Regions from separate parts of the Mus musculus genome. Here region 1 is linked to region 2. A link is a loop called in an ENCODE intact Hi-C map of the cell type or tissue named here. Cell type or tissue: gastrocnemius. All regions are shown on one strand. Each heading gives the region's core, and the rest is flanking DNA. Links, peaks and the distances in the headings are about the cores only. Region 1 overlaps Tppp (tubulin polymerization promoting protein). Region 2 holds the start of Zdhhc11 (zinc finger, DHHC domain containing 11).

What was found. A loop is a pair of places that touch in the nucleus more often than their neighbours do. Peaks named below come from ENCODE experiments on the same cell type or tissue, not always from the same donor. Only the 100,000 strongest peaks of a DNase experiment are listed, where the experiment ranks them.
Region 1: it touches region 2 in a loop (10-fold over the local background); 25 of 42 quality-filtered maps call a loop at or near these places.

The regions. Positions count from the first base shown.
Region 1 is chr13:74,018,376-74,033,232 of GRCm38, forward strand. It overlaps Tppp (tubulin polymerization promoting protein), which reads left to right. Exons shown (of 4, transcript NM_182839.2): 2 at 2,764-3,075; 3 at 12,375-12,528; 4 at 12,846-14,857. The coding sequence starts at 2,768. The coding sequence ends at 13,040. It also overlaps the pseudogene Gm6263. Among named protein-coding and RNA genes, the nearest start is that of Tppp, 16 kb to the left of the region's middle. In gastrocnemius, for the core only: a CTCF peak has its summit at 8,125 (motif pointing left); DNase peaks (open chromatin) are centred at 6,960, 7,172, 7,796 and 8,041; H3K27ac peaks cover 4,306 bases.
Region 2 is chr13:73,962,581-73,977,437 of GRCm38, forward strand. It overlaps Zdhhc11 (zinc finger, DHHC domain containing 11), which reads left to right and starts at 1,271. Exons shown (of 10, transcript NM_027704.3): 1 at 1,271-1,349; 2 at 2,770-2,991; 3 at 11,023-11,201; 4 at 11,977-12,078; 5 at 14,575-14,699. The coding sequence starts at 1,341. Gm41002 (a long non-coding RNA gene) reads right to left here and starts at 1,196. Exons shown (of 3, transcript XR_873671.3): 1 at 1,113-1,196; 2 at 778-918. In gastrocnemius, for the core only: a CTCF peak has its summit at 8,113 (motif pointing right); a DNase peak (open chromatin) is centred at 8,135; H3K4me3 peaks cover 661 bases; H3K27ac peaks cover 2,730 bases.

The DNA of each region.
Region 1 (14,857 bases), core at 4,080-12,079, 57 kb after region 2:
AGTAGTACCCTCTCCCCAGTCGTCGTCTTCTTCTTCTTCTTCTTCTTCTTCTTCTTCTTCTTCTTCTTCTTCTTCTTCTTCTTCTTCTTCTTCTTCTTCTTCTTCTTCTTCTTCTTCTTTCTTCTCCTCCTCCTCCTCCTCCTCCTCTTCCTTCTTTTTTCATAATAAACTTTATTGTGACAGGCAGGGCTGATCCCTCCCATGTTGGGAGACATCATGTGGCAAGTGACAAAGCTCTGAGCCCAGCCCCTTTTGGGGCTACAGTGGTAGGGATGGGAGCAGGGAACAAGCCCCCTAACTGGGGTAATACCATGATTAGAGACAGGGGAGGCAACCAGAGGTCTTTAGCTTTGGAGAAGTGTACTCCCCCAGCCATGTTTTGACACTTCTGGAGTTTGGGCAAGGACCTTCAGGTCCTACTTGTCCTGCATCTTCTCCAAGATAGGCACAATCATGTCAAACTTGGGTCGATTTGCAGGGTCTTCATTCATGCAAATCTTCATGAGCTTACATACATGGGGGGAAATGTCCGGGGGGATGGTAGGCCGAAGGCCTTCCAGTGCCACCTTCATTCCAATTTTCATATTAGAGAGGTCAGCAAAGGACACCTCTCGTGTCACCAGTTCCCACAGAAGCACTGCAAAACTCCACATGTCTGCTGAGCGTCTGTTTGTGTCTTCAGGCTTCTTCTGCAGGGCTTCAGGGGCCACCCAGGCAGGCTCATACACGCGCCCAGGGCACTGGAAAGAAAACTTAACATCAGCCATGCTGATTCGGGCAGTCATATCTTCATCGATCATTACACTGTAGCTATTGAGTGCATGCCAAGGTATGAGAGGCTCTAGTGTGTGAAGAAAAGCCATGCCTCTTGCCGTGTCCAAAGCAAACCTTACAGCTTGGCTCTGGTCCACAACGAAATTGGTGCCTTCATGTAGAACATTGTAGAGAGATCCATATGGCATCCAGTGTGTGATGAGGGTTGGGTGGGGGGCCGGGGGAGCCTGGCAAGTATCTAGCACTGGGATGTGAGAAAATCCTGAGCCGGGGACATTCCTCATTGAAGTCCCTGCTTTTCCTTGTACTCCAGTCTCGAACCTTCAGCACCTTCACAACAATATCATTGCCCTGCCAGCGGCCTTTTCATAGCTTTCCAGAATGATTCTTGTTGAGCTTTGCCAGAAAGTTGAGCTGTTTGAAGTCAATACCGGAGTGTTTGTTCAGGGTCCCATTTCAGGGCCTTGTGCAAGTGGTCCCCTTCCAGAACGTGTCCTTGTATGGAATATGGTTGAGATTCTGGCCCATCTTCTCTGCCTGTTCTGGGAGAAGCTCTCTAAGGGGTGCCTTGGCTTTGTCCACAGGCATCTCTCTATACTTGTTACAGATGCTCCCAAGAGCCCCGTTAGCCACCAGGTCCTCTGCCACCTGGTCTTGGCCCCAGAAACATGCATAGTGAAGTGGCACATTGCCGTGCTCATTCACTGTATTGATGACAGTCTTGTATTGCAACAGCTTTTGTACAATGTCACGGTGTCCATGACTAGCTGCCAGGTGAGGGGGGTATCATCCCCACGATTATCACATTGATCTGAGCTCCCTGCATGATCAGCATTTCAACCACCGCAGAGCTGCCTTCTCGGCAGGCCCAGTGCAAGGGGGAGAAGCCATGATCACCCCCCTGATTGAGGTCATTCTCTGTGTTGTCCAGCCACAAGCGCCACCGCGTTGCCCTCTCAGCACTGAGTGAAACTGTTGTTCCATAGCAGCGTTCCGCACAGAGACCCCGGGACTGGGGAAGCCTCAGGGGAAGGGACTCGGGCCGCAGGTGCCTTCTCGGGGGTGGAGGGTGAAGGGGTGAGAGGGTGAGGGGGTGAGGGGGGGAAACTCCTGTCCTGTCCGGCCATGACAGCCGCCAGGCCCCGCCCCGGCCCGCTCAGGCCAGTGAGGGCCGCAGTCCCTCCTTTCCGACTTCCTACTGCCTCCTTCCCAGTCTTCTTAGCCCTCCTGGATGTCTGTCTGTTTTTTGGTTTTTGGTTTTTGGTTTTTCGAGACAGGGTTCCTCTGTGTAGCCCTGGCTGTCCTGGAACTCACTTTGTAGACCAGGCTGGCCTCGAACTTAGAGATCCACCTGTCTCTGCCTCCCGAGTGCTGGGATTAAAGGTGTGCGCCACCATGCCAGGCTTGTCTGTCTGTTTTAGGACTCAACAGCCCACAAAAATCCCAAAGAATATGGCTATACTTCTGGTTTCCCTTCCTCAGGGTCTCTTCCTCTGAGTCCAAGGGCCAACTGCACATTCTAGGATCCCAGGGAAGGCCTTTATTGTGTCTCCAGGGTCACTCACAACTCCTGGGCATGGCTTAGCCTCTGCTCAGAAGGCTCAGGTCTGAGGAACAGTTATCATAGCGTGACTGGTCTGCATCTTAAGGATGGCATTATTTTATAGACTCAAAGCATCCCTCCTGGCATTCACCCACAGCAGGTAAGGCCCAGGTAATGGAAATGTGGCTGGTGGAGTGAAGGGAAGACCCATTGTTGCTGAGTCAGAGCCTGTTTCCTTTTTCTAGAGTCTGCAGGTATCAGGTCCAGCAGTTGGACCAACACGATCATGCTGGGCATTCGGCTCCCAGGGGTCCTAGACCTCAGAAAGGCTGCTCTTCTTCAGCTCTTGCCTTATCTCGTTGCCTGGTACCACAGACTGCAGCAAGAACCAGGGACAGACGGGCTGTGAGAAGCAAAATGACCCCTTTCTTCTCCTTCTTTCCTAGCAACATGGCTGACAGCAAGGCCAAGCCTGCCAAAGCTGCCAACAAGACACCACCCAAGTCCCCAGGAGACCCAGCCAGGGCTGCTAAGAGGTTGTCACTGGAGTCAGAGGGTGCCAATGAGGGTGCAACTGCAGCTCCTGAGCTCAGTGCCCTGGAGGAGGCCTTCCGGCGGTTTGCAGTACATGGGGACACCAGGGCAACAGGAAAGGAGATGCATGGCAAGAACTGGTCAAAACTGTGCAAGGACTGCCACGTGATCGATGGGAAGAATGTGACCGTCACTGACGTGGACATTGTCTTCAGCAAGATCAAGTGAGTGGCATGCAGGTTTAGGTCGTACAACTCATATCAGGAGCTGTGAGGGCCTGTGAAGTATCTTGCTTGCAGACGCTGAAAGCTTGACGCTAAGAAGTGGGCACAGAACCTGTGGTGTCTGGGACAGTTTGGGCAGTACATTGGTCACAAGTGCCTTGGAACTGCTTGGCCATGTCCTGAGCTGTGGTCCTTGTCTCGGTCCATTTGGCCTTGGATGTGGCCAGGGTGGGGACTTCTGGCCTTGAGAAAACTTAGTTAACCCCAACCAATACCCAGGTTAGTGAGCTTTTGCTAGACATGATCAGGATCTGCTTAGGTGAACAGAGACCCATCCGCCGTGGGCTGAGTCTATGAGGTTAGTGTGAAGTTCAGGCCTATGTAGCTCTGTTTCCAGGGTATGGCAGTGGCTCATGACACCCTCTTCTAGCCCCTTATCCACCTCCATTAATTTTGTACTTGAGAAATGATCACATATGCAGCCAAATTGATACAAATCAGAGAATGGCCGTTTTGTCTTACATCCGCGTGCTGTCAGGTCCTGTGGTTGATCTCTGTGGGTGCTACTAGCTGAGCATTGCTTCCTCCTCTGGATTTGGGTGGGTGATGTCTTCATAACTGGTTGTCAATATCCACTTTCTTATGGAATTGTTGGTGCTCTTCAGGTACAGTAAGGCTTCCCTGCCCCCAGGTTGTGCACTGGTGCATGGGAGAGTCTTTGAGCAACAGCCAGAAGGGTAGATGTAGCATGGCAGATAGCTCCTGAGAGCACCAACGAATATCACATTCCAGGAACTTAGGCATTCCTGGAAAGGTGGAGGGATTTAATATATGTCCCAGTGGAAGAGGTGACACAAGCCAGTCCCAGATTGAGGGTGATATTGACATCTTTCTGTTTCAGCTGAAGCTAGCTGTAGCTTCCTCTAGATTCTGGTTGAGGGAAATGAAAGAAGCTGAGCCTGAATTTTCAAGGTCCTGGCCCCTAGGAAGGGGGCTCAGTTGAGAATACTGAGCCAGAGCCTAGCTGTCCCCATGCATTTCAAGGCTGATATCAACTTCACTGTCTACCGGGAGCTTGAGACCTCTTCAAAGCAAGAAAATCTCAACCCCACGCTCCCTAGTGAACTTCCTATTGCACACAGCACACAAAAGTATGTCTTAGGTTTGAATGGTAAAGGCTGAGAAACATGTCCCAAAGGAGTCCTGCGTCCTGACCCTCTCCAGGCTCTGCTGATCCCAGAGGATTCCACAAAGGATTCTGAGTTCGTCTATTCTGCTTGCTCTGTCTCCTGTGGTTTCCAACCCCAATGAGAAGCTGGAGAAGAGGCTCTCCATGTAGCTTCAACCTGTGAAAGCAGATGTTGTGTGTACACCGCCTCAGCCCTTTCTCCCATCCATCTGAGACTCTGTTCCTACGATGTCTCAGATCTACCTCTGCCCGAAGTTCAGTTATTGTGGGTGAGGATGGTAGAGGAAGTTATGGCCAGTGGCTCAGATGTGTGTGGTCGCTTTAGCCTTATGCCCACTGTGAAAGCGCTTACCTCTACCCTGGAAGGCCCCTGGCCAGGGTTCCTATGTACTTCTAGACTGGGGTCCTTAGGCTTCTGTCAACACTGCTTCTTTCACAGCTTCATCTGCGTGCAATGCTGTTGGGTACCAAAGACCCTTATGTGACCCCCTCAGAGGAAGGTCTACTGAATACTGTATTCATTGTATTGCTTTTATAGGAAGGACCCAGACAAAGGGTCAGGGGATAGTAATTCTGTCCCCCGAGTCCCTAAATAGAACAGCACAGTCATTGGCGCTCAGGAACCACGAGGAGTCTACAAAGTTCAGAACAGGTCATAAGGACCTAGGGAGATGCAAGATTATGAATCTATGAAGGAGCAGCAAGACTAGCCCACAGAGCCTCTATACTGCTGCTGCTCCTTCATAGATGACCTAGAAATCTTGATGCTTATAGTTCCTGAGACCTTCCCTATACATTTCACCAAAGTGACTGCCCCTGAGTTTGAGTATTGACACCACCATAGGCTTTGCCACGGGGCGGGGGAGGTTTTCCCAGGTTTGGCGAAGCTCACTGTGCTGGTCACATGGCCTGTTCTGGCTATCACCTTCTGGGAAATGTGCAGCCTTCTCATAGAAACTGGCCGTATGAGTTTCACTGGACAGTTCCAGGCAGGGACAGACAGGCAGGTCCTGGTAAACAAAGCTGCTCTGGTAGGTTTGCCAGTCATGAGTGAGGTGGACTGACCCAGGCTGCAAAATGATCAGCACTAGACCCTCTGATACAGGGATATGACCCTCATTCTGGTGCCAAGAGCTCCTGTTAGGCCAATGGAAACGATCTGCAACACTGAGACCTAGAAAAACCAGGTTAGAGCGTCTACCATATGTATACAGTTAAAGCCTTGTCTAACATGTGCATGTTAGCCATGCCTACTATGTGCATATAGTTAAAGCTGATGGTTTTACGGAGCTCACTGTTAGTGTCTAAACTGGCAAATGAACTTGGACAGCTCCTCACTCTATCGCCCCTCATGCTCCTCCTCCACCAGCAGGTGTCCTTTATAGACTCAACTCTGAGCTTACTAGAAACCCTGGCAGCTCTTCCTACACCGGGAACATACAGGATGTCTTTTAAGCAAGGCTAATGAGCTCATCATACTCTTCTCGGACATGATCCCTCATGATACTGTATCCTCAGTCATCCCAGTGTTCAAGATAATCAAGATCTAACCAAGGAATGAGACCCAGAGACTTGTGTCTATGAGGAAGCTTCTAGAAGGGATGGTTGGAAAGTAGGAAGAAGTGACCTTTCCAGAGGTCAGTCAACTTCTCCAGCTTCTTCTGAAGGAGGCTACCTTCCAGCTTTTGTGTGCCTATATATGTGCACTGCACCCCCATGTAGAACGTATGGTTCTACAGCCTCCTGGTGGGTGGTCCTATGAGGTCACGGGTCTTTTGGATGACGAGGGCCACAGAGGACTGAGTACTCCAGCTCCACGTGTCCTTCCTGTCGTGGGAAGCGCTGGACCCCTATGAATGAATCATGCGAAGCGAATGCTTGTTCCCAGAATGCAGAACTTCAGATGCTCAGACATTTCATTCCTGACTCCAGGACATGGTCATTGTTCACTGTAAACTCTGGGCTGCCTGAGAACTTTGGACTGTCCCTGTCTTGTAAGTCAAGGTCCTGGAGAGCAAGTATATGCAGCCCAAGCCTAGAGAAGGCTCAAGGCTCTGACAGTCTAGGCAGACAGACAATCAGTGCTAGGCTTGCTGACACTGTGGGGCTGATGTCTAGCTGGGCGGCTGGGGTCAGGTGAGGATTCTGTACGTAGAGACCCAGAAACTCCTTTCGCCTACACACCTAGACCCTTGAGACCCTAGAGGCTGCCATCCCCCCATCTCTGTCTTTGAACTCTCATTCCTGCTGAGTCTGGGCTCCATTGGGTTCCTTATGAATGATGTTCCTCTTGGAACTCTTCTGTTCTGGAGGAGGAGCCTCACTCCAGAGGCATTTGTGAACAGAGGATTCAGAGTCCTGTTGTCCTCTAGTGTAGAGGGACAGTATTCTGAGTACCAGGGTGGTGAGGGAATGCTAAAAAGGATCAGCAGAAAGGGCTGGGGAACTCTGGGATTGATATTTCCGGGAAAAATGGGGCTGTAGTGGTGCTAGTTGTACTATGAGGTCTGGGCATTTGTGATCCCATGAGGGGCAGCAATTGCCTCCTATAGGAGTTTGGAGCCTGGGAGGAAATTGCTTAGGTATCTCCAGGAAGTTGCTGACTCTGACAGGACTTGAGAGGGGAAAAAAAAAAGTTCAACTATTTCTGTTTTGGGGCAGGTTGCCATGGCTCTGCAGGCGTGGCGCCAGCTGGGGTATCTGCAGCCTTTGTTTAGGTCCCTGTCACTATGGCAACGCTTGTTTGTTTTGATGTTACTATGTGTTAAATTTTAAACAAATTTCTTGAAGCTCTATACCAAGTTTTATTGTAGACTACTGTTAACCTAGCAAAAGGCTCCATCCTGCAAAAGGCTCAGCATGGCCAGTCTCCACACAGTTAATGGAGACCTGGCATTGAAGCAAGGCCAGCTTGGTGCAGCTTGGGGAACACCTGCCAGCCCTAGGCATTGTATCTATCTGTGACTGTCTGCAGGGGATCTTTGTTCCTGAGTGTCTGTGTGTGTACCCTTGATTGCTTGTGGAAGAAGAGATACAGAGGCCTTGGGGTTGGGCTGGGCTTACCTACTGCCTCCTTATTTTAACCACCATACTACCAGGTAAGGAGGCCCTAGACCTTTGGCCTTCCTGGGCCTGGACTGGGTGCTGGGTAACCTCCAGAGTAAACACACAGATTCCTGCCAACACTGTGCAGAGTCAGAAAGTAACTTGGCTGGGGTGTCAGGGCCGGGTGTCCATTATGTCTGAATACAGGTCAGAAGGAAGCCAGGCCAGTCCCTACATGTAAGAAAGCAGGGTCTAGATCTGTCTAGACTGGGGATTTGTCAGCCACTGCTCAGTCTATGAGCTGTTTAGTGTTCCTTACATGCCACAGCTAGTTATAAAGGCCTGATGGGATGTTTCAGATGTCTGTATGCTGCCAAGGAGGCTCAGTAGAGAAGCCGCCTGGGCTAAGTAATCCATTACTCCTAGGAACAGGCCTCAGGTCTGGAGTCCTGGCCAGAGTTTTGGGTACCTGTGGTGAGGATGTGTTTCTGTGTGTACTACTTGTACAAATATCTCAGAGAATCCAGATGCCAAGGATCCTGGACATGTGAGGACCTTTGGAGGCAGCCTCTGTTCCTGGCTGTGGTGCCCACTCAGTTCCACTCATCTGTGGCACACATGTCACTGGAGCTCCTCCATCAGGCTCTGCTTCCTGGATCTCAGACAAGGCTAACAGTCCCATGCTCCAGGGAAGAGTGCCTGACCCTGCAGGCTTTGAGTGGAGCAAGATCCAGCATGCCTCTTACTCTTCAGGCGCCCCAGTACCTGAAGCCTTGCTGCTATTCTTACTTCTGCATGGCCCTCTAGTGGCTGTATATGGCAGTATAGTGACTCCTCAGTCGCCTGCTGGGAAACTTAGGGTTTTGACCTCTGTTGGGGGAAAGGCAGGACATGTGGAACTTTTTTTGCCTGATAGTCACTGAGCTAGTTGCCTCCGTGACTTTCTGCATAAGGCTTCGTATGTTCTGCTGAGTCTGCAGTGATAGGCCGTTTGGGTGAGAAGCATATTCTGTTCCTTAGCTCTTCCATCTTGCTTGGGAAGCTGGCTGGCCAGTGCACGAAGGACATGTAAGAGAATGATCTTCCCCAAACATCTATAACTTGTCTGAGCAACCAGAGGCATATCCATCCTCATGGCTTACCCCTACTTAATCCAGGTCAGAACCATGAGGAGGTAGGGGTGGGCAGATGTGCTCACTTTGGGTCACCGGGTGAATGTTTATCCCACAGCCTCAGGTCCCTTGGAAGAAAACAAAACGACAAGTAGAAAGGGGCTTTAAGGATTTGTTCTCAACAGAGGGAAGTAGCAATGCTGCAGGTCACAGATGCCTCCTCTAGGCAAGCTGGTGACTGCCAGTAAAGAGACATAATGTGGAATGTACCCAGAGTAGGGTCATAGTTTACTGAGGTTAGCAGAGTAGGGTTGCTGCTTGGCCTCTGATTTCCTGAGATGGGCAGTCCTTGTGGCTAACTGGCATCCAGGCCCTTCTAGGCAGAGAGCACATCACTTGCTCCCAAGGAGTTTAAGTCCAGTGACCTGCTGAGGGTACAGAGAACTGACAGGTCTAGACTTGCAGCAGCAGCAGCAGCAGCAGCAGCGTTGTCTCCTGCACAGAGCCTAGGTGTGGATCCTGAGAAGATAGTGGGCATGGGAGAGTCCTGAGGAAAGAACAAGCGACTGGTCTCTGAAGAAAATGACCATACTTCTACACCTCCCTTGAATACATATAAAGCGTCAGACAGTGGTAGCAACAGACAACTTGAGGCCCATGGCAGCTGAGGCTGCTTTGTGGTCCAGCAGGCTCAGGTCGGATCCACCGCATGGATAGGGAGGGTATAGTTCTCCACTCCACAGAAGCACCTACTCTGCCTGCAGAGTATCTTGTTGACAAGGTTGCTCTGTGGTGGTGACTTCAGAAGCCACAGCCATCTGTAAATCCCAGACAGCCTTGTCTTTTCCTATGTGCCTCACTCCTTCACCTCTTAAAAGTTTTCTAATTACACAAGCCTTGACAGGGACCCCTTCACAAAGTGCTGAATTAGGGGCTCTGTGAAAGCCCAAAGCCGAGGTGAGCAGTGGTAATGTTTGTGGTATTGGCCAAAGGGGATTAGTCCTCAGAGGGCTCTACTGCTGAGCCAGGTCCTAGAGTCCCCAAGAGACTGAGAAGGTGCCACTGCAGATATGGGAACAGGGCCTGGGATGCAATCCCAGGCCCCAGGAGTACACGTGAGCAGATACCCACTTGTAAGCCAGCTTTGGGCAGCCTGAGAACCAAAGGTAGGGAAGTGTCCTAGGAAGATCCCTTAGTCTTGAGAGCTCTAGATATGGGGTCTGTTGGAGAACCCTGCCGAGGTTTTTACATCTCTGAGGAAAAAGTGGGCATTGTCTTCTCAGAGCTATGTGGTGATTCTGCTTCAAGAAGTGCCTGGCTCTCCTGGGGTTCTTTCTGTGAACTGGGGCACCAAGACAGGACTCCATCTCCCCCAACAAAACAGTTAGACTTGTAAGGACACAGGCCAGAAAGGGATTCTTGGTACCAGTGGAGCAGGCATCCAACTCTATCTGAATGTGGCCTGTGATGGGAGAGCCCCTTCAGTTACCCCATCCCCCAATGACTCATACTGGTGGTGCCTGGTGCCGAGGCTGCCCAGAAATGGCCTTGTGCCCCAGCAGCAGGTTGCCAGGCTGGCCATTAGGCCTGGCATCCTCATGTCAGCCTAGGAAGGGTTGGGAGTAGGAGACAAGAGTGCCATTGACTTCTCACGACAAACAGAGCAGCCCTGAGGGGCCTTAGATCAACACTGCCCCCCACCCCCCAAGGTCCTAGGAGAGAGGGGAAAAGCTGTCAGCTCCAGGCACCACTGAACTATGAAGCCAAGCTGCTCCAATACCCTAGACCGCCCAATATCTCAAGGGTAGCTGGCAAGTACTGGGGCTAAGAGCATTGAAGGACTAGAACCCACCTTCTAAGACACAAGACATATACTGAGGCTCCTTACCCGTGTTAGAGGCCATTATGCAAGCTTCTATGCTATATCCTTGATCCAAGTGTAATGGCTCAGTGACTCCCCCAATCTCCTAAGTAGGGGTGGCCCCCAGCACGGGGCCCTATACGTTTCTCCAAGAACATTTGGCTCAGCTCTCCTGGTGTTTAGTCAAAATGCCCTATATATTCAGACACATGTATAAAGTATGAGACTCCTCCAGGCACCAGTAAAATTTCAGGGTGTGTGGGGACAGTAGTATTTTCATGTCTGGTTCCTTAGCACAGTCACTAAGGGTCCACTCCCTTACTGTGTTGCCACTGCTGTGTCCTCGCAAGGCTACCCAGGGAATGCTTATCTGACCCCTGCTAAAGGATATTTGGGTGATCTCCAAGTTAGAATGACTGAATAAAATCTGTACATTATTCATAAATGGGTTTAACACAAGCTTCAAACTGCATTTCTCTGGAAGCAGCCTGGCTTCCAGGGAGGCTGGCTCATGGTACATCCTCCTCAGCCTGCAGCAGTCAGCTTCCTGATCACTTCTGCTTTCCCAGGGGCGACTTCCTGTGTGTGTTGTTCCCCACCAATGGGTTTTCCTTGGTGAGGAGTCTGATCCAAATACTTGGCCCATTTGAAAATGTCTTTTCTTTGTGTATTTTAGATACAAGCCTCTTTTCAGGTTTATATTTCCTGCAGCTCTGTGGTATTTCTCTGTCTTCCATATCATTTGAGAGAGCGTGGATTTTAATATTCTGAAATCTAGTGTGGCCACTCTTGTCTTATTGAATGTGATGACTTGGCCTCATTTCTAAGAAATCCTTACCCACCTAAGGTCACCCAGGTTATCTCCAGATATACGCGAGAAAGTTATTTCTGGGGTCATGCTCTGAGTAGACTGAGGGAGCTGTGAATCCCAGCTGGCTTATTTTGCAGAAGTAGCAGATGTTCTAGCTGCTTTCTGAAATAGTCCTTTCTCCTTGACCTTGTTCATTTAGGCACCTACATGGGTGTTTCTGGACACCAGACAGGTCGAGCTATACATCTCATACTTTGTTAGTATCTCTCATCCCGTCTCCTTCAGGAGACTTTGTATGGTGTCTTGGAATAGTATAGTCTCAGACCTCTGACTGTTTTTAGTTTCTTTGTTTATTGTTGCTGTTTTGTTTTGAGACAGGGTTTTGGAGCCCTGGCTGTCCTGGAACATCTGTAGGCCAGGCTGGCTTCGAACTCACAGCATTCTACCTGCCTCTGCCTGTGTAGCCCATGCTCCACCACTGCCATGTTTTTGTTTTCTTAAACTCATCTTGGCTGTTCTGGATTCTATGCTGATGGAGAGACTTCAGAGTCCTACTGGGATTTTGTCAGCCAGCTGCTTTAAAGCCCTGAACGCTTAGCACTCTGCAGCTGGGATCTGTGGCATGCTTGGTCATACAAGGCAGCTTACCTCTGGCCATTTCACTGAAACTCCCCAGCAACATGCAGGACGTGCAGACTCGCATCTCTTCTACATTACGCCAAAACATTGAAAACTTCAGTAATTTGGATTAGTTGGGGGTGAATGCCAAGTTGAAAATGTCTTAAAATTACAACACATTTTGGCAGGAGGATTTTGTGAAATGAGAAATTATCTAGGATGATCACTGGTGGCCGGGTACACATGGTGGGTAGGAGCTCCAGTCTCAAGCCACCCTGCTGACTAGGGTGGCCTGCACTGCTCACTCTTAGGATTCTGATCAGGCTGGTGATATGGCTCCTCCCAGAGCCAGGAGAGGTAACCCCTTGTCTGTGGCTGGCTTACTTTGAGAGCTATGGCTTTAGGCTCTTTCCAGGCCACTTCTGACCCTCCTGTTCCATGAGGGGCTAGGGTATCCCTGGAAGAGTTTGATAGGATCTTTCCTGGTTTTCTCTGTTTCCCGACTCAGGAAAGACTACATACAGAAATGTCCTGACACTCTGGTTGGTGACATTTGGCTGTGACCAGTAGGGATCACTGCAGAATGCAAGAAGGGATAGGATACCTGTGGGGTTGGTCCCAGAGGACCTCTACCTGAGGACTTAGATGGCCTGTCATCCACAGAGGAAAGTCCTGCAGGACCATCACCTTTGAGCAGTTCCAGGAGGCACTGGAGGAGCTGGCCAAGAAGCGGTTCAAGGATAAGAGCAGCGAGGAGGCTGTACGTGAGGTGCACAGGCTCATTGAGGGACGAGCACCAGTCATCTCTGGCGTCACGGTGAGGGAGTGAGGCATGGGTGGGACTTAGTGTTCTCGATTGCATCTGTCCTTGGGGAGACTGTGGCCCAGCAGTATCTGAAGGCCACACTGGGTAGATTTAGGAAATTTTTATACTTGTCAGTCCTGTAAGTGTGGGACTAACCCAGAGCCAGGAGACCAGGGCAACCCCTTGTCTGTGGCTGGCTTACTCTTCAGCCCCTGCCACCTCCCACCTCCCACCTAAATGCTGCAATAAATGGCGGTGGCCCTTACCCAGCTGTATCATTTGACTTATAATAACACACTCTGATAACACTGTCTTCTATTCTCTTTCAGAAAGCTGTGTCCTCACCCACGGTGTCACGGCTCACAGACACAAGCAAGTTCACAGGTTCCCACAAGGAGCGTTTCGACCAATCAGGAAAGGGCAAGGGCAAAGCTGGCCGTGTGGACCTGGTGGATGAGTCAGGCTATGTGCCTGGTTACAAGCATGCAGGCACCTATGACCAGAAGGTGCAGGGGGGCAAGTAGCCTCATAGGCTGACGCTCTGGACACTATAGGTGGCAGGCACAGGACTTACACCCATTGCACTTCATTACATTCCTATGTTTAACTGGGCAGAACTCAGAATGCACCTCCACTAGGCGATGGTGGGGGCAATGCCCGATCCTCCTCCTGCTGGGTGCTTTGACACTTCTCCCTCAGACCCCAGGTTTGGGCCGTGATTCACTGTCCTGTCCTAACATACCTGCCCTGTCCACAGCTGGAAAGTGGACTGCTATTTCCAACTGTCTCCCAGGATCATACCATACTGGCCACTTGATTTTCAGGTAAAAGGGGGTGGTTTGGGTAAGGAGAAGCAGAGCAGATGCCAGAACTCACGCTGACCTTATCTAGGCACTTCTAGGTCAGCAGGAGCTAAGAAACTAACCAACTGCATAGAGTAATCCTAAACAGGCCCTTTCATCTTTCTTGACCACAGCACATGGCTGAGGCTACTTGGTGGGTTAGCACACATGTGTGTGAATACACATATGCACACATGCATATTAACCAACCGAGTCTGTGCTGTGAGAGGCCAAGAGAAAATGGAAGTTCCCCAGCGACCAGGAGAGTGACTTGGAGTATGAAGCTGGAAGTTTCTTCAGTGTTGTTTTAAGAAATGACAAGACTATATGCTTGGTCTCAAGAGTGATCCAGGGAGATCCAGAACATCAAGCTGCCATGTCCCATCACCAGGTTGGGACGCACATCATGCTGAGACACTTTGTCCAGACCAGGCCTGGACAGTTGTTCCACCAGTGTGAGATGGAAGCTTTTACCAGGGCAAGTTATACTGTGTTTTGCTCAAAATTATGTGTCTTCAGCTCTATGGAGCCTTCTCTGGGTTCAGTTTTCTTAACTTTTCTCACAAGTCTAAGTGTAGGGCACTGGAAACCAGAACTAGGCCCAAGAAAGATTTGCAGCATCTGCTAAGGTTTCTTTTTCTGCCACAGGAGAGAAGTCAGGACTCAGCCCATCCATGTGTGAGGATGGCACTTAGCTAGGCCCAAAGGCATGCACCATCCTCATAAGAGCCCCACAGCAATTGTTCCTTTGCATTAACACAGCCCTAGCCTTGCATGCAACTTGGTGGACTGTGTGGCCTTGTTTCTAGAAAACACACAGTGGCCTCAGGATATGCTTCCTGGAGCAGATGGGTGTTGAGGGTGGGACATTTTACATGGCTTGGACAGCATAGGTAGACAGCAAGGCTATCTTCCCCACTGCCATGGCACATAGTCACATTATCCACCTCTCTGGGGTTCAGAGAGCATGGCTTCACTGCAGCACCAGAGAAGACTACCTACTAGCCTAAGAGAGAAAAGATGGGCCTTAATACCAGACCTCCCAGACAGCAGGCTCTCTGAAAGTTCAAAGTTAACAAGCTCAAGGAAAATGGGGATGGTTGGCTTCCTCCCAAGGTTTTTTGAGTTTGCTGTGCCTGGCAAGTGGTGGAGCCTCCTTTCTGGAATCTTACCTCACTGGTCTGGGGAAACAAAATGACCCTTGCACTTCTTGCACCCTCACCCAGAACCCCTAGTCCCCATGTGGCTGGCAGTCTCCTGCTCTGAGGATGCTCTTTTCTACTGCCACCATCACAGCCAAGTAAAATGGAACACACACACAAATCCATCAGGAAGTGACTGCATGTGGGCCAGGGCAGAGGGGAAGGCTAGTAAGGCATCAGAGGGTCCCCACAACATGTAGTGGGTCAGATGTTTCCCTGACCCCCAAAATAGTACGAAAACCCTGGACAAAGCCTTCTGTTCAAAGGGCTAAGATGCCAGAATGATGTCCAGATGAA
Region 2 (14,857 bases), core at 3,321-11,320:
AAGAGTCAAGCAACACTGGCACTACCTTTTGATCTAACATGATCCATCCACTGCAGACCTTAGTGAATAATGACAAGACTTTGGGGTTCAGCAGGAGCCAGCAGTTTTCTTTAAGAATGAGGAAGTTTTACCAAGACTACTCATGTCCAGCCCTACAGAGATGTCATGAATACCTGGAGGGATACTGAGAACCACACAGTAATGACGCAAGGGGAGATGCGTTCTAGGAGGCTTGCTGTCACCCATCAAGAGTCCACCAACACATGTAGGACCTAGGAGAACAGGACTCACTTCCCACCCACATCCCTCGCCTGAGACTGACGGAGCAGATTCTGAACCCCAAGACTCAGGCTGCCCTTCCCTCCAGCCATACTCTACGCTGCTCTTACCCCTCTACCCAGTGTCTTCAGTATGTTTCACTCTCTTAATCACATGTTCCCTGTACACTCTGGACAGCAGATTCAGGTTAGAATGAAGACCCTGGACTTTGTGGGCACCTGGCAACAGAGCAGCTATCACAACACCCTGCCTGCCGGTGGCTTTCTGGTGGTGATGCAGCCACCATAGGGACCGTGAATGGAAAGAGATATATTCTGTGTGTCCTATCTCGGTCCCAGGGGTGCATCGGCAGCTAGCCCACTCTGGGAGCATTCACATCTTGGAAGCCCACAAATAGGAACTAAACTTAAGCTAAAATTTCAGACATTGAGGGAAAAAAAACTTCAGTAGTATTGTATTTGGAAATTCTCAGGGGAGAATGAGGCTTCATCAACTTACCACTCAGCATCTATAGTCCAGATAGTCCAGGAAGTGTTATTGGGCCATCCAGACGGTGGCCACCAGAGAGGAGCAGTCTTCAGGGTAGTTTGTCAGGCTTAGAGTTTGGTGTTTCTCTATGAAGCATGTGCATCTCAGCTTCTACAGAAAAAAAGAAATCTTGGAGATCAAGTATAAAGAAGTTGAAGTTGGCAGTGCACATCAGAGAGGCCCCCACACAAGCCTATGTCCTTCATTTAATAGATTGCAATAGTTTTCTAGTGAAAACTCATGTAAAGCCAATTCAGTCTCTTCAGTGGGTAGTGAAGCTGGGCTCTGCCTTTCGGAGTCCCCACCTGTGGGAACCAGCTAGCTCCATTTCCATCCAATCTATGCTAACCACTAGCCATACACCTCTATTATGTCTCACAGCCTGCAGTAGGTCGTCTCCTTGGTTGCAGGGCTTGTGGCTTTATGAGCTGTGGAACTTTCCTTTTCATGGTGTTCTGTATCCGCTTTGTTCGTGGGAACGCCCTACCACTGTTTAACATGTCAGCACTGAGCAAGAAGTGCTGTTCAACCTGATGAAAGAGGTAAGGATGCAGAGTAGACACTAGCCAAAGGCAGTAACGTTCCAACTCATAACTCCCTGAATGAGAGCCTCACGGGTGGGAACTCAGCCCACTGGAGACCCCAGCTATCATGTAACCTGTTTGGTTTCTTAGAGCTAGCAAGATTTCTGTCTGATGAATCTCTCCATGGGGGACATACAATGAGAGATTCAAGACTGGGAAAGCGCCTGAGAAATAAGGGCACTGATGTGAAATCATGAACATGATGAATAGATAACAGCTGGGTTGGACAGTTCAAAGAGAATTATGGGAGGAGGTACCTAAGGCCACATATAAAGACAGAATCCATGGCTGCGGGTAACATATAAGAAGTTCTGGGAGTGCTAGCTATAGCTGTGTTAGTAGTCATGGCAGGGTTCCACACTGAAGCCTACAGTGAAGAGTATAGAAGCAAGAGACCTGAGTCAAATAGTCACAGATGCTAGACGCTCCCATCACCTTTGACTCTTGAATCTAAGATCACAGCTCATAGCTTACCAGATTCACACACATCCTTAATCCTCAAGTTTTGAGAGGGTCAATTATCATATTATGAGATGAATGAATGAAGAAACTCCAGTTCAGATGGTGGGGTGTAACTTTGAGGGAGACAAGCCAGGGGATGTTGACAGGTATCACAGGCAGAATATAGACAGAGCCAGGAAGAGGAGATAGTTTGAGCATGCCAGGTAGCAAAAAGGAGGATTGCCGGGGACCTGAGACTTGTGTGGTGCACACGTATGATGTAGGGAGTGGTGCTCTCTGCATGTTGTGGAGCTGTGTGTTCTATGTGTGGTGTGCAGCTTTGTGTGATATGTATATCCCCACACAGCAGCTATCAAAGCTAAACTTTGGGACTGGTAGGAAGATGGGGGCTCATCTTGTTGGCTCACTGCCAGGTCCCTTTCCCTGTGAAATCAGTGTACCGTTGCTCTCCTTGTCCTGAGCCCCCTCTCGAGTGCTCTCCCTTGACAGCAGTACCTTTCTAGAAGGAAGTGTACTGGGAAGTAGGGTTTTATGAAAGTGGGTGCATTTGGGTTCTTATATAAGAAGACCTCAGTGTTGTTCTCTTTATGTCTTTTCTAATATTCGTCACTTGAACATTTGGGACAGAATTGGGTCAAGGAGAGAAGTGGTACTCTTGCATATCTGACCTAACCAAGGGGTCTATTCATGAAAATATGGGCTCACAGAGGTGTGGGTTAGACATACTCAGCCTTGTGCCCACTATTTTGGGAGCTGCAAACCTATCTGTCATGATAGGGATCTCCTGCAAACCCTAGTCATATAGATATCAGCTCTGGCCCAGGTTCTGGTAACCCCCTGACAATGACAAGTGGTATTGCAAGACATTCTTTCTATGACCAGGAATAGACAGCTTTGTGCCCTTTATGTCTCTCAGATGAACATCTGTGGCATCAACAAGAACTGGGTCCTCCCAGAAGCCCAGGAAAACAATGTGAAGAAGTTCCTACCACGCCCTCTGTCTAGGGTGAATGGCTGGTCACCACCCCTCCACTCCTTTCAGGCAATATCCTGGATCACCTACCTGGCCATGTCCATTGTCACCTTTGGGATCTTCATCCCCTTTCTGCCATATAGCTGGAAATATGCTGCCAATATTGTATCCTTTGTACTAGAAGGGTGGGCCCCTGGGCTACATGTCTTTTGGAAGGGGGAGGGTTTCTGAAGGTCTTCAAGAGAATTGCCCTGAGTCCCATCATGCCTATGCAGTGGGCTCTGTCTCTGCCTAGACTATTAGTTCCTGTGGCCCTGAAGTCAGCCCTATGACCCCATATTTCCTGATAGAAGGTGTTCTTGCTATTGAATGTTAGAGTCTGCTAGATATAAAGTGACAAGTAGGGTTCCTGGAAGTGGTGACCCAAGGAAAGGGAAGCAGGTATAGACTGCAGTCACATATTTCTTACAGTGTACAGAAAGGCCCTTCTCTGTTGACTCACAGAGTAGCCAAATCAATAAGAAAGGACTTCAGAAGCATATAACTTGGCTGTCACTGACTCACAGCCTGCTAGTGTGCTTGGTTAGCCCTATAGAGCCCATCCCTAAAGCATGGAAAGTAGACAGGAGCCCTGCTCCTGGACAGGCCTTTAGAGATGGTTCCCCAGGGCAGTGGGAAGATCTAGATCCATACTCACTTCTTTATGGCATGGTGTATATCAGGGTGGGCATTTGATCAGGGAGACCAGACCCTTAGGGGTCAATCCACTTAGAACCAGTGCCACAGTGGTGCAAAGTGGACCTATGCTCAGGAAATTGCATCCACAAGCCATAGTTGAGACCTGGGCGGCATTACATACTCTGGGTGTAGGCTCTCTATAGAGGACTTTGCTTTGGATGGCATTCCGCAGGTCCGAGGAGTTAGGAGAACTAGGCATATGTGAGTAGTGGAAGGAGACCTTTCAGGACACAGGGCCAAGTGACTGTTACAAGAGCCAGGGCAGATACTGTCACATCTTGGGGGTCAGCTTTGCTGAGAATGGATACAGTAGTATCTCACAGTCACCCATGACAGCAGTTAGAAATGGCAAGTCTTTCATTTATTACATGCATGTTCAGGGGAGCATCTTTAAAAATAAAAAAAAAACCAAAACATCAGATGTCAGAAACTATCACACATAAGTGCTGTGGTTTATATTGGGACCTGGCTCCTACACTCATAACCACTATACTATTATCTTCCTGGAAATGCACACAGCAAACTCCATCACTCATTTCCTAATATCCCTATTACCAGTACCACAGTTCTCTTTATTATTTTACAGGGAGTCCTGGGGATTGAACCCAGGGCACTGATTGTAGCATAACTTGTAGTTGGTACGTGAAGCTTCCCACAGTGTGGCACCTCTAGGTCTTTGGTTGAAGAAACTGGAGCAGAATGTCTCCCAGTTCAGCTGTGTCTGGTTCTTTTCTACGTAGTGCTAGAGACTTCTTTGTGGGAAGTCTTTTGAGAATGAATTCAATGTAGCAGGCAAAAAGTTATTCAGGTTTTCTGCTTCATCTTATGTTCATTTTAGTAAGGTGTGTTTCTCATGAAATTTCTTAGAATGTCTAAGAAAATGTCAAATTTCTTAGAATAAAATTAGTCTCAATATGTCCTATGCTTTTCATTTTCTCTCTGAAGGATACAATTTTTTTGGACAGGATTTTCTGTATAGCCCAATATGGCTATCAACTTGTGGTCCTCCAGGCTCAGCCTCTCAAGTGATAGAATTAGGTGTGTATTACATTCAGGACATATAGTAACATGTCTTCATTGGCTGCCTCCCTCCCTCCCTCCCTCCCTCCCTCCCTCCCTCCCTCCCTCCCTCCCTCCCTCCCTCCCTCTCTCCCTCCCTCCCTCTTTCCCTTCCTTCCTTCCTTCCTTCCTTCCTTCCTTCTTCCCCCTCCTTCCTCACCCACCCTCTTTCTTTTTACCTGAAACTTACTGTGAACATCCAGTCCTCCTGCCTCAGCCTCTACAATGCTGGAATTGCATGTGTGCATCACCACCCTGGCTTTCTTATAGAGACACACCTTTACAGTTTACTACTTTTCTTGACTGTTGGCCTCTTTTTATCTTTAATTTTCCAGCTTTTATCTTTATTATTCCTTCTTTCAACTAACTTTGGGATTCTCACCTTTAAGTGGAAATGCAGGTCATTGGCTTCCTCAACATATACTTAGGGTTATGCTACTATATTTTTCCTGAAAGTTTGGGGACTGTGCTGGGTAGTTTTGTAAACTTGACACAAGCTAGAGTCATTTTGGAAGAGGGAAGATTAATTGAGAAAATGGCCCATAGGCAAGTCTGTAGGTAATTTTCTTTATTGATAATTGATGCGGGAGAGACCAGCCCACTGTGGACCATGCCTTCCCTGGGCCATGTTGTCCTGGATGGCATAAGATAGCAAACTGAACAAGCCATAATAAGTAAGACAATAAGCAGTGTTCCTCCATGGCTTCTGCTTCAGTTCCTGCCTCCAGGTTCCTGTCCTGCTGGAGTTCCTGCCCTGACTTCCCTCAGTGATGGACTATTGCCTGGAAATGTACAATGAAATAAACCCTTTCTTCCCCAAGTGGCTTTGGTCATGATGCTTTCATCACAGCAATAGAAATCATAACTAAGAAGGCCACTCATTGCCTGTATTCCCAGAGCAGTTGCTCATGTAGTCTTGCTACATAGAAGACTTATTTTTAGAGATAAACCAAAGATGCCTCTGGAAGGTACACTGTGAGCCCACAGACAACCTGGCAATGTGCAACCCTGGAAATACATATCCTGGGATATGTCCTGGGATATGTCCACATTGTGGACGTGCATGTATCTGTGATACTTACATCCCAGGTACATTCATTCACCCTGACCACATATACATCTCAGTATGCGCATCACAGGCACACACGCATCCTGGGAAGACTTCTTCACCCTGTACATGCATCCTGAGCATATACACATTCCAGGCATATATGCACATATCCCAGATACACATGCTCTGGGCATATGTACATTTCAAGCACACTTGTGACCAAGAACCCCTGCCCCCATAACCCTGGCACATGCACTCTGAATATGCACACATCCCGGGCACATATATTCCAGACATGTGAACCCTGGACACACTTTTACTCAATTGATCTTGCAATGTCAGGTCTTGTCTGGGAGAGACAGGCTGAGGATGTCCTGCAGGCATCAACTACAGGTTCCGTGAAGAGCTTCAGATCCCTGGCTCCCCCATGGCCAGGATCCAAATAGCCAGCAGCATCCTCTTCCAAAAGGAGTCTTTGCTAAAGCCCAGGTTCTATATGGTCACCAAAATAGAGTGGGCATTCAAACCACGAGAGACTAAGCCATGTGGAAGTTCAAATGTCCACCATGGAGGGATACAGAAAGGTGTAGCTACCTGAGTCATGTTATTGAAATACACAGCACTCCACCAACCTTCTCTTCTCATCAGGGTGACAAGTTCCAACTCTGAGTGGTGGCCCATCTCACTATACCTAGTATGGAGCCCACAAACTCTGCTGTACCCTCCTTTGTCCTCCAGAATTTCCAGACCTTGTTGTTGGCCTACTGAGCCTCCATTGTGTCCTGACACCCAGGCCCTCTGTCCCCCAATAGCATCTGTCTGGGGTAGCCTCCTCTAACCAAGAGCCCTCAAGCCCCCTAGGTCTGCAGAGTTGAAAAGTGATGCCATAAGTTCCTGTGTGCTCTTTAATGTAGGCTATTGGCCTCCTGGGCCTACAACCATGTCGAGGGATAAGAGATTATACTGAAGTCATCAGCCCATAGCTCAATGCCCTGCTTCTTTCTATGCAACACCAGACATGGCACCCTCACTAAATGCCTTAGCATGGGTAAAAAACAGGCAATAGTTCAGCAATTTCTAATGTCTCCCAAACACCCCTTATACAAGTTTAAAAAACCCAGAATCTAGTCAGCTCTGAGTCTTGAATGTAGGGATAGAAACTCTCTGTCTCCTTACTGGAGCATGGCGATTGCCAGTCTGAGCTTGGCTGTGGCATTTCTGAGATGTTAGGTAGCCCGTGGCCTGTCAGGTTGACCAGGAAGTTTCAGCAAGAGTATGATACAGGTGTTAACACAACCCGCTGCCATTAGTGTGTAGTACCTGTGGGAGCCTAGTTACAGTCCGTGCTAAATCTCTAGATCGGCCATCCTTCCTGAACTTGTCCATCTATGCCCTGTAAAGGGAGCTTTCCTCCCTGCCTTTCATCTTTCCACATTCTCTTGAAAGACACTGGGTAGTACTCTGTCACCCAGTACTACCATGGCCTGGGAATGCAGTCTTCTGATGTTGGCCCACCTTCTGCCATGGGAATTCAGTCTGCTATGTTTCCCATAAAAATATTGTGTGTGTGGTCCGTTCACCATAGCATGTATGTGGAGTTCAGAGGACAACTTTCTTATCTTTTTTTTCCCATTAATTTATTTGCTCACTTTACATCCCAATTGCAGCTGCCCCTCTCCTCCCAGCCCCCCCTCACACAGCCCCTCCCCACAATCCTCTCCTTCTCCTCCAAGAAGGAGAAACCCCCACCCCAGGTACCAACCCATCCTGACACATCAAGTCACCGCAGGACCCAGCACATCCTATATTCCTCTGAAGCCAGGCAAGGCAGCCCAGAACAGGATCCACAGGCAGGCAACACAATCAGGGACAGCCCTCTACACTATCCCTGTAGAGAACAACTTTCAGGATTCGGTTCTCTTTCTCTAGAGATCCAGGATCCAGGCTGTCAGACTTCCACAGAAAGCCCTTTGAGCTGTTGAATCACCTTGTTGGTCTACAGTTGCCATTTTTTAAAGGTCTGGACAGGATTCTTCCCAGTGGCCTCATTTACCTGGTTTGTGATGACTCTGTTGCAAATGAGGTCTGCCAACGATGGTGTCAGGATGTGGATATGTTAAGGAGACACATACTGCCTGATAATCACTGCTTTCTTCTTTTTATTCCTAACTTGGCCCTGTTTGGCCCTGGATCCTTTCAGGTGGTTTTGTGTTTGCTGCAGTGGGCCATTCCTGCCATACACCTAAATGCCTCAGCTCCCGTTCTTCCCCGAGCCCTGCTATACCAACTTGGTAGCTCAGTCTAAGCTTTTGTCCAGAGACACTGGAGCTCCTACAGCCTTCTTGGCTTTTCAGCTCCGAAATTCTTTTACTATCCTGACTGGGAGCCTGGTTGCATTGGCATTATGCTCAAACTAGTATTAGTTTGTAGCCACTAGAGGGCACTAGCATCATTTGGCACCTGCTAGGCACCATGAGGGGCTGGGAAGTGAGGGGCTGGATTAGAAGAGCTAGGACTTTCTGTGGAGAGGATCCTAGGAAACACTGAGGCCAGAGACAAGCCTGAAGATCCTTCTTGTGGTTCAGATAAGAAAGGGCTCACCAGGCTGGTGGCTTGTGAGGGTCCTGTCGCCAGTGGGACTCCTCCCCTTCTGACAAAGGGCTAGATAATAAACACAGTTTAGTCAACAGGACCCACGGTGCAATACCAAACCTTTAGCCTAGAAATCTTCTTTTTTTTTTTTTTTTTTGAGTCCTGGGCTGTGCCAAGGCAATGTGAACTAAGGGGGGGGGGGGGCGGCGGCGGCCATCAAACAGCGTGTCTTAGGCTGCTGTTTTAGCTCAGCCACAGAATTTGCCCTGGAGGAATCACGAATCCAGACAGTATCAGAATGTTGACGCCTCCTGGGCCTCCCCTCTTCCTGCGGAAACAGGACAAGGGAGAGGTCACTAGTTCGAGGAGGCTAAGAAGGGTGGTGTCCTGAGCTGGCGCCCTTCCTTTGTTTGTTTACTAAACACAGATTGTTGCTAGGGAATGTTCCAGCCAGCTGTGGTTCTCATAGGCTCCCACATGGAAACTTCCAGAGGGAGTTGGAGGGAGGCCTCCATGGAGGACACCTCACCCTGCTTCTTTCACATTTAGCTATCCACTGAGACAAGGCTCTAGAGAAGACAGGGGCAGATCCTGAAGAAGTTTCTCTTCTGGGTTCCCTCTTGGGAATGTCACCTTGGTGTGTGGTAGGGAGTGGCCAACCAGGTCATCTGAGACAAAATATAATAGAGTAAGGTCACCAGCATGATTCCTATGGGTGACAGGAATATCACTGAGTGGTAAAAAGTTTGCTGGCAGAGTGTTCCTGGACAAGCTTTGCACAGGAGAATGTGATAAAAGATGTGCTGTAACTTTGTTTTTTGTAAGCAAGCTCCATGCTCTAGATGGACAGATTGAAGATTGTGGCTGAGATCTGAGTCCCCTCTGTGACCAGAGGGGTTTTTTTGTGACAGATAAATGCTTTTAGGGTGGCCTCCTGGTACTCCATGTGACGGCTGGGGACTGGTTGTCCTTTGGGGTCTCTTTGGTAGGTTCAGGTACAAGGGAACCTGGCTTAGTTGTACCCTGAGAACTACTTTACAGCCATAACCTCCCTATAATTGGCCTGTGTTCCAGGAGGCCCCAACAATATGAGTATGGATGCTGGTGGTTTGGAGAAGATATGAGGGTATCATGAGGTATAGTCACAGAGGGCCTGTGCAGTTGACATCAGCCTTACCTCACTTGCTCCTCACTTGCCCTGCCTCTTGGGCTTTCTATCTGCCTACTGGTTTCTATTAGAACTGGTCTGTTCTAGTGTCACAGGGAAAGAGACAGAACCCAGGCAGTATAAGACTTCCTATGTCCTGGACCCTCACCCACCAATGTCCCGGGTTCTGAACATGCTCCTTATTACCCATCGCCACGAGGGAAGCATATTAGCCCTCAAATTAGCTTCAAGGAGTGGGAACAGATGCTGGACCATACTCTTGTCATGGTAGCATCAACAGCTGTGAGTTACCCTGTGCCCAGCCCCACTGACCTATACCATAGCTGCAATCTGGTCTACAATAAATAGATCAGGTACTAAAAGCCTCCGCAGCCACACACACATCCAGTCCTGCATCAGCTCCTACTCTGGTCCTCCTGGAATACAGCTTTCTGTCTTCCTCACAGTCATTTCTCTGTGCTCTGAACCTGCTTCTCAGTCCTGTGTCCATGTCCAGAATCCTGCATACTGCCCAGTTCATGCTGGAAGATGGAGAGAGCAAGACAGGGCCCGCACCAGGGTTTGGGTCAGCATACGGGCCTCTTGCAGGATTATCCTACATCACTGATTCTTTTGGGACCTTCATTAAGGTTCCCCCCCAACACATGTCATCCACAAAATCCAACCCTAGCATGCAGGATGGCTTTGGAAATCAGCACTACAAGCCAGGCTAGCAACTTTGAGCTCTTAGAAGGGCTGGGAAAAGGGGCTTCTTGTTGAGTTAACTATCCATGTCCTGTTAAAATCCCTGCAGAGGCTCTTGTATATGCCTATGGCCTTTCTCTTGCCTTGGCACAAGGTAGCCTGCCTGTTGGCACAAGCTTAGGCTGTTGGGCATGGGACTTTGTTGGCTTCCTTTAGAGATGTCGTAAATACTGGTCCACCTGGCCCAGAAATCAGGGGAAGAGAGGGGAAGCCTCTGTACTTAGTACCTCCTTTTGTATATTATCCCAGGGACAGGAGGAGGAATGGAGGGGACAAAGACCTTCTTCTTGTGGTCACATAGGCTTAGATGGGCAAAACCCAAAGGTTCCTGAGAATCTCATGGTCCCTGAAGCTCTAACTCAAACTGAGGTTGGAGAGTACCCGCCAACTGCTGCCTAACCATGTTTCTGGTGAACATATCCTGTGTTGTGGCCAACAGTAACTCTACTGCCAATGGAACCCACATAATATTGCATGGTCTGGCCTGGCCTAGTCCTACTTATATCCTAGGCCTTTCCCATATGGAAAACACCCACCACCAGGTGAACCACTTTGAGCCGCTGAAGCTATCATTCCAAGGTATAAACTGCTCTTTTTGAAGGCTTTTCTTTGTCCCTGGCCACATAAGACATTTCAGGGCTTATGCACAGTGTGGCCAGTAGTTAGCTGGCTTGTCTGGTTCTCCAAAGTAAGTGTCTCTATGGGATATGCTCTCGGATGCTGCAGGCATCAATGACTAGGAGTCCCAGGGTCTTTCCTTAGTCTCTGACACTGTCTGTTCTACTGGGAGACACTTTTCATCATGTCAGCCAGGTTCAGGGCTGTGTGTTCCTTGACAGCCCAGGTGATGGGTGGGGTGTTCATATTCCACCTCATCGTGCACTTGATCGCAATTACCATCGATCCAGCTGACACCAATGTCCGACTCAAAAAGGACTACACGCAGCCTGTGCCGGCCTTCGACAGGTCCAAACACACACACGTGATTCAGAACCAGTACTGCCACCTGTGTGAGGTTACCGCGTGAGTGGAGTCGGAGTTTGGGTATAGAGTCCTGCTGACCCGTGGCCCCACAGTTGCCCAGATGAGCCTGGTGCTGCTGGGCACTAGCTTTCTGTGGCACTCCATGGAGGGCTCAGTCATGTGCTCACAGCCTTCTAGCAGGCTGCACTATACTGCCCTACCCTATAGGCTGACAGTTCTGCCTCCCAGTTCCCAATACCTCTCTCCCTTGGTGTGAAGAGCTGCAGTCTGAGGCCCAGTGTTGTCTTTCTCAGGTCATCTTTTACACACAGGCCCTTTGTGGTGATGGTGGTGGTGGTGGTGGTGGTGGTGGCGGTGGTGGTGGTGGTGGGTGGGTGGGGGTGCAAGCATGCTACATCCTTGTGGTTTTTCTGATAAATCTCACGTTTCCAGTTGGGGAGGACGGAAGGAAATTTCAACTGATGCCTGATGAGGTCCAAAGTCCCTGGAACCTGAGCAGGATAGCACACTGACTTGGCTACAGGAAGGCACTGTAGGCACTGGGTGAACTACCAGCCTTCAACTCCTAGATAGAACTTTCAGGCTCCCATCTAGCAAACAAGCCTACTTACAGGGAAGTCCTGGGTTCACCTTCCAGGAATAATGCCCATGGGCATAGGCTCATCTCTCTGCCCAAGATGGCCTTGTCTTTTCTACAGACTTCCAGTTCCCCACTGTCTTCAGATGGAGGCCCCTCCCACCATTTCATGGTAGACACATGGTTCTCATGGTGCATTTGGGGCTAACAAGCTGTTTCTCCCAATTTCTCTTCCAGGAGCAAAAAAGCCAAACATTGCAGCGCCTGCAACAAATGTGTCTCTGGCTTTGACCACCACTGCAAATGGCTGAACAACTGCGTGGGCAGGAGAAACTACTGGTGAGGCACTCTCAGGGTCAAGGCTATGACCTAGGGGAGGGATCTGTGGCCTGGGATTCATAGGAATAGGTGACATGTGATGGAGTGGAGGGGGCCATAGACTCTGGGGAACAGCACAGGGAAAGGATGACCTTTGGGCCATGTCTCTGTTTACAGCGATGGCAGGGCATACTGCTTATGCTGCTGGGTTTGATATGTGTTTGGTGGGGCTGTTCCTAAACATGTGGGTCAAGTTCACACTCACAAAGTCCATAAATAGAGTGCTCATCATGAACAGTAGGTCAAAGCCTGGCCTAGCCTCCTAAACTTACTTCAAAACTATCTACCTTCTCAATGTCATGGCCACCAATGGAAGAACAGTGGCTAGACCCTTGAGCACAGGAGTAAAGCATCTAGTCCATCTTAAGGCATCACCCTACTCATGAATGCAGAATCCAGAGAGCTACTGGGCATAGATGAGTGGTACTCAACCTTCCTAATGCTGTGACCCTTTAATACAGTTCTTCATGCTGTGGTTACCCCCAACATAAAATTATTTTAGTTGTTACTTCATAACTGTAATTTTGCTACTGTTATGGATATTCATGTAAATATTTTTGGAGATAGAGGTTTGCCAGAGGAGTTTTGACTCACAAGTTGAGAACCCACTGGCCTAGGCTGTCCATCAGCCCTGAGAGTTCTGAAGATGAACAGGATATTGTAGCCCCTTACACCAAGCCATTCTTTCCCCTGCCCTGACAACACACTGGACTATGATGTCCATCCAGGGAACAACTACTGTTACTAAGCACCTCAATGTGGCCTTCAAATGATCGCCATGGTTCTGACAGTGACTGGATGAGCCAGGAGATTCTTTCCCACTGTTCCTTTGAGAGCCTCCTACTGCCTGGTCACAGAGAACCATGAGTTTTATTTTTTGGTTTTTTGGTTTTTGTTTTTTTGTTTTTTGTTTTTTGTTTTTTGTTGTTTTTTGGTTTTTTTTGGTTTTTTTTGTTGTTTTTTTTTTGTTTTTGTTTTTGTTTTTTTTTTGCTAACCAAGCAGTTTCTGCATGAGGTGTGGTCTGCCCATGAGTAGTGAGAAGGCAGAAGAAAGCACACTTGCTGTGGCATTGAGACATGGCCTTTGTGTGCCAAAACTGGTGTCAAGGGAAGAGCAGAGGGTGATAAAGATACCACCCATTCTCACTAGTCAGCACTGATTCTTACCATCTTCACTTTCTGTCCCTCATTCTCCAAAGCCCGAGAAAGCATGAGTGGAGTCAAAGGCATTTAAAAAAACCATTTATTTATTTATTTACTTATTTTTTGAGACAGGGTTTCTCTGTGTAGCCCTGGCTGTCCTGGAACTCACTCTGTAGACTAGGCTGGACTCGAACTCAGAAATCTGCCTGTCTCTGCCTCCCTAGGGCTGATATTAAAGGCATGCACCACTACTGCCTGGCTTTAAATATTTTTATTTTTAGTTCATGTATGAGGATGTTTTGTCTGCATGTAGGTCTGGGCATCTCTTACTCTCAGAGGTCAGAAGAAGGCATTGTATCTCCCTGGAAATGGAGTTACAGACAGTTGTGAACCACCATGTACATACTGGGAATTGAACCCTGGTCCTCTGGAAGAACAGTCAGTGCTCTTAACCACTGGGCCACCTCTCTTACCCTTCAATGGCATTTTGATATAATTTGGTCCAAGAATTGAATAGAAGTCCATCTCACAGTCCTAATAAACAGCAAGCCATATGGATATTGCAGAATGGGTACAATAAAGTCTGGAGAAGCTCACACAGTGCATGGGAAGGCAATGAATGAAGAAGGTAGAGGAGAAGGAGGGAAGAGGAGGAAAGAAGAGGAGGAAGAAGAACAAGGAAAAAGGGAGAACAAGAAGAGAGAGAACAAAAAAGAGGGAGAAGAGGAAGAATAGCAATGAGGAGGTGGAGAAAGAGAACAAGAAGAGGAAGGACAAGGAGAATAAGAAGTATAACAAGAAGAAAGAGAATAAAAGGAAGAATAAAGGAGAAGTAGAAGAAGAAAAGGAAGAGGAGGAGGAGGAACAGAATCAACAAGAACAAGAACAAAAACAAAACCAAAGACAAGAAAACAAGAAAGGCTGTGATTTCCACGTGTCCATGATTAGAGCACGCTTGCTGGAAGATGTTCTGTGTACCTAGGTGTTAGTCTGCCATCTTGGGGATTAACTTTTCCTATTGGATGGAAATGGCATTCTTGTCTAGACTACAGGATGGAAGGACATGCAGGCTCAGGTATAAGGCTATGGGAAACATGGAGAAATACAATCATGAGCCAGAATCTACCTAGAGTATGTGAAAGACGTGGTTGAAAGAACACAAGGAGTAAGGGAGGAAAAGACACCAATAGACTTTGGGTTCTGTGCTTCCATATTACCACACCAGGCCTGTGTGTTGATCTCATGTACTCAGCTGGGTGTTAGTCTGTCCTAACCTCCCACTTGCTTATCTCTGAGCAGCATACTCTCATGCAGGTTCTTTTTCTGGTCTGTGGCCTCAGCTGCAGTTGGGATTCTTGGTGTGATGATTATCTTGTGTTATATCTGCATCCAGTACTTTGTCAACCCTGATGAGCTTCGCACGGATCCTCTCTATAAAGGTACCCATCTGATGCTCAGGGACTGCTTCTGCCTGGTTCCCATGTGCCGAGGACGTAGGCTTCCAGGCCTCACCTCAACCCATCTATATTTCCTCACTTTCCAGTTGACCTGAAAGCAGGGATTAGAACGAGGTATAACCCTGACCCTTCAGTCAGTC